Linked DNA regions of Mus musculus: region 2 is linked to region 1. Evidence: chromatin loops called from intact Hi-C (ENCODE). Cell type or tissue: left cerebral cortex. All regions are shown on one strand. Region 1 holds the start of Agbl3 (ATP/GTP binding protein-like 3). Region 2 overlaps Agbl3 (ATP/GTP binding protein-like 3).

Region 1 (2,500 bases):
AAAGGTGTGCAGGTTCTGTATTAAATGAATACTACAAAACCTGTCCAATTGTATTTAATTAAGAGTGACAGATCTCTGAAAACTAAACTAGTAAGGATACAGGAAATTAATTTCAAATTCAAAGATTTTACAAAACTATCCGTTACTACAAAGCAAGCTTCCTAAACAGATATCCAATACCAGATGTTCAGTCCTACAAAGAATATACACATAAGCAATATTCAATAGGCTTCTGCAAGTTGCATTTATATATTTATTTAAACACACAATGATAATAAATAGCAAAAGAGGATATGTATCTGAGAGGGTTGGAAGGGGGATAAATGATGTAATTATATTTTAATTAAATAAAAAATTTAAGATGATGAGTGGATATGGAATGGGGGTGTGAATTTTAGAAGAGATGAAGGGGGATATATTTATAACCTGTCAGTATGTTTTATGAACAAAAATAAAACTTAAAAAATCTGTTGAAACAAGAGAGACAAATCACGTAAATAATTTAGTTGAAAAACTTCCACAGTATATAGCCAGGCCATTTACATTTTATATTCATAACTAAACACTACACTGCAATAGTAAATGGGGATTGTCTTCACGCATTAAAAAGTACACAAGAAAAGTTATAATTATTCAGACAATAAAATGTAGCAATAGTGTAAAAACTTTCCCCTTTCTCTTGAACTTTCAGTTGACCCGAGCTTCAGTGTGTATAACTTAAGTTTCTCTTTAACCGTGATCATTACTGTATATTTAACTTTTAAAGCCAATGACACCATTTGTATTGGAATAGCTACCAGAAGGTCCGGCTGGAGATGACCACTGTTGCTTCTAGGCAAGCCTGAAATTGGCATTTTACTAAAATGACATTTTCCTCCTGCTACACATGCCAGTGATTGTGCCTTTGGGGATAATACAGTTTTAGGTATACGTTTCCTCTTTTCTTATTTGCAATGAAATCATCCTTGCCAAGCTTTTACACTTTGGAGGACACCAAAAGAATTTACCAATTTCACAACTACTGGTGTTTGGTTCTCTCTAAAAGCGAGCCTTTTGACCACCGCCGACAAACACCTTCTCAGCCCCCGGTTGACGTCTACAGACGAGCGCGTTCGGGGGCGCGGACGGCGCGGAAGGCCTCGCGAAGCTTCATCATAAACGCCAACTGCAGTCGAGAGAGCGGTTTCTAGGTGACATCTCGGGGCGGAGACCGAAGCTTCAGCCCCGGATGACGGCTCGAAATTACGACAACCCGCCGGGACGCCCGGCGGCAGCTCCTTACGTGCGCGGACGAGGCGTGCAGGCGCTAGGCGCCGGAAGCCCGCGGACGCCGGTCCGCGCCCGAAGCGGCGAGCGGGGGGCGTGCGGCCGCGCCAGGCCTTCTCTCGGGGCGGGACCCGCGCGGAGCCTCCTCACTCACGCGGGCCCCGCGCCGTCCCGCGCCGAGGGCCGCATTTCCCCCGCTCCCCGCTGCCTAAGCGGCGCGTCCGCCGCCCGCCTCGTTCCCTGGGCCTCTTCAAGTCCGCCGGTCGTCCCACCCCTGCCGGGAGAATACTTTAGGATGTCCCCCAGGCACCGGGCGACGACAGGGTCAGAGCAAATGCCATCGAAATTCAGCGGTCGCTGAGAGAGCAGGCCGCTTGTTGCCAGGGCAACGGCTGTACTCTCGCGAGACTTTGGGGAGCTTTAGTGATTTCTTCCTAGGGACAGCTGTGAAGGTGGTGAGGTTTTTGGCGGGAGACATTGATGCTAGGGGATGATGGGAACTCCTGGCTTGGCTTATGGTATGGACCGGTTTGAGCATTGCAGGAGGGAGAGTTTAGCACTGGGGAAGATGCGACTGCAGTTTGTTCTGAGTGACTATAACTTGTTTGCTAGGTGCCTGCGCTGAGAAGGCAGTAGAACATACAGTTTAAGGCTTGTGTCTAGAGCCCCCCTTGACTTTTAACAACCTGATGACCACGGGCAAGTTAATTTTCTGAACTGAACCTTATTAATAAAAATGAACTAATTTATTTGAAGTTAAAAGGTTGAGTTCTATTTTGCACAATTATAATTCATTCTTATTCTGGAAGTGAGACTTAAAATACTTGATTTGGAGGAGTCATGGTTATATGTATAAGGGTAAATTCTCAAAAATTTCATCAGCTTAGAAATTCTTTGTTAGCCAACACTTTCACAAAGCAAATCTCCCACCTTGCCTTATTTAAGTCAATAAGACCCCCACAGCAGTCTTAGGATCTGTGTTTGTGTGTGTATATTTAACCCTGATTTGTTGGTCACTTTTCACTTTGGTGGATAATACAGTTGGAACAGTTTTCCAAGTAAAGTTAATAAAAGAAAAACCCATATAGACAAAAAGAATGAGGAGGTGTTCAGTGCCCTCATGGTTCGCATTAAGCGCTTCAGTTTCAGCATGGAAATGGGTTAGCATCTCTAGATTTGTTAACTTTCTGGGAATGTGTTTGTGTCAGACCTTGAGACTTTCTGTTTCTTTGGG
Region 2 (2,500 bases), 52 kb before region 1:
AGGATAGCAAATGAGGGATGGTGTTGCCACCCCAGTCACATCCCTGACCCATAATTGTTTTTGTCTGAAAGAATTACAGGGATGGAAATGGAGAGGAGCCTGAGGAAAAGAAGGTCCAGTGACAGGCCCAGAGTGGGATCCAGCTCAAAGGGAGGTCCCAAGGCTTGACACTATTACTGAGGCTGTGGAGTGCTCACAAAAAGGGTCCTATCATGACTGCACTCCGAATGACCCAACAAGCAGCTGAAAGAGTCAGATGCAGATATTTGCACCCAAACAATGGACAGAAGCAGCTGACCCCTGTTGTTGAATTAGGGAAGGCTGAAAGAAGCCGAGGAGAAGGGCGATTCTGTAGGAGGACCAACAGTCTCAATTAATCTGGACCCTTGAGATCTCTCAAACACTGTACCACCAAACAGCAAGCATAGACCAGCTGATATGAGGCTCCCAACACACATACAGTAGAGGACTTCCAGGTCTGTGTTCATTCAGAGATTATGCACCTAACCTCTAGGAGACTGGAGGCCCCAGGGAGTTTAGAGGTCAGATGTGGTGGGGGTTTGGGGGGGGGGGAGGTGAGGATATGGAGAGGTGGAGGGTGGGGAATAGAATATGGAGTGTAAAAAATAAATAAAAAATAAAAAACAAAAGAGAGGGTAGGTGGTAAAAGCTACACACACACACACACACACACATATATACACACACACACATATACATATATATACACACACATATGAGAAAAGGTCAAATGACAGTTAATACAAAATTAAAAACAAGTTCATGTATAAGCAATCTCATTTCAGTTGGCTTTTTCTATACATTTCCAGATCTGGAAAGAAGCAAAAAATTATGCTCCAAAATGTTTGGTAGGGTGAATGCTGGCACCCTAAGCATAAAAGGGAGGGCAGCGCTGACAGTAATATATATATATATATATATATTCAGTACCGTAAGTACAATTTTATCTCCCTCTTTTCTCTCTTTTTACTAGACCATCTTCTTCTTCTTTAAAATAGAGCTTGATGGGATATAAAGATGACTGTTATTGCACATATACAGATTGTAGGCGATCCCATTTCTGAGCCCACTTTACTCACCCACGCCTTGGTTAGGCAACGGTCTTCTGAAACAGTGAGCCACATAAACATCTGGTGCATCTATCCTTGGATCTGGAGAAGATGGCACAGGAACATGACAAATGGAAAGCATGGTTATGTACAGTTCCAAGTTTTTATCTCCTTTCACAATGAAAAGCGCACATACTGTGTGAGTTGTAGTTTAACTCAATGAAATTAACATATGACATCTTCAAATATTTACATGTTTGTTGTAGTTCAAGTATTTATACCTTTGGGATAAGAATTGCTTCTCTAGGAATTTATTAGAAAGAAACAAGTATATATACAAATGGATAAATTTTCATGTTGTTTGCAATAAAGGAAAGTTAGAAAAAGTTAAACAGTGGGTTTACCTATACAAATTAAGATTTTTTTTTTACAAAGTAAAATATTTTGCTGCCATTGATTCACATGAAAAATGATTATAAAATACTCTAATTTTAAATGAAAAAGAAACATGCAAAATAACACAATTATATCATTCATTAACATGTGAAGTTTATATACAGACAGAAATTTAAAAATATTATTTTTACTTTATATATATATTTTTTTTAAATTTCAGACAATTTATTGTTATGGAAAGAGTGGCATCTATATGTTCACAGCCAACATCACAGTTCTTTTTACTCAGATCTTATCTTGAAGGCCTGTCATCAGATTTTACCTTTTAAAATTTTTCTAGTGAAATTAGTACAATTTATGTAGAAACTTATAACTCCCACTGTGTTTTCCTTTGCACACCCTCATAGACTACATTTATTGTTGTATGTACGCACATATTTAAACAAAAGCAATATACATCAAGCCAATAGCCAACATCAATTAAATGGAGAGAAACTTGAAGCAATCCCACTAAAATCAGGGACAAGGAAGGCAAGGCTGCCTATTCTCTCCCTATCTATTCAATATAGTACTTGAAGTTCTCGCCAGAGTACCAAGATAACTAACGGAGATCAAGGGGATAGGAATTGGAAAGGAAGAAGTCAAAGTATCACTATTTGCAGATGACATATTATACTTATGTAACCCCCAAAATTCTACCAGAGAACTCTTATTGCTGACAATCAACTTCAGCAAAGTGGCTGGATATAAAATTAAGTCAAAGAAAAAAAATCAGTAGCCCTAGTTTATACAAATGACAAAGGGGCTGAGAAAGAAAACAGGGAAACACCACCTTTCACAATAGCCACAAATAATATAAAATATCTCGGTGTATCTCTAACCAAGCAAATAAAAGACCTGTATGATAAGAACTTCAAGTCCCTGAAGAAAGAAACTGGAGAAGATATCAGAAGATGGAAAGATCTCCGAAGCTCATGGATTGGTAGGATTAACTTAGTGAAAATGGCCATCTTACTAGAAAAAAATGTACAGAT

Evidence for each region. Hi-C counts contacts between places; a loop is a spot of excess contacts. Peaks named below come from ENCODE experiments on the same cell type or tissue, not always from the same donor. Only the 100,000 strongest peaks of a DNase experiment are listed, where the experiment ranks them.
Region 2: a loop joins it to region 1, with 4 times the contacts of the local background. A loop is called at or near these places in 2 of 42 quality-filtered maps.

What each region holds. Positions count from the first base shown.
Region 1 is chr6:34,779,567-34,782,066 of GRCm38, reverse strand. It overlaps Agbl3 (ATP/GTP binding protein-like 3), which reads right to left and starts at 1,635. Exons shown (of 20, transcript NM_001289656.1): 1 at 1,008-1,635. In left cerebral cortex, a CTCF peak has its summit at 1,253; DNase peaks (open chromatin) are centred at 1,199 and 1,658; H3K4me3 peaks cover 1,422 bases; H3K27ac peaks cover 1,385 bases.
Region 2 is chr6:34,831,177-34,833,676 of GRCm38, reverse strand. It overlaps Agbl3 (ATP/GTP binding protein-like 3), which reads right to left. Exons shown (of 20, transcript NM_001289656.1): 16 at 1,101-1,172. Among named protein-coding and RNA genes, the nearest start is that of Gm46957, 17 kb to the left of the region's middle. In left cerebral cortex, no CTCF peak of the experiment used is centred here; a DNase peak (open chromatin) is centred at 1,129.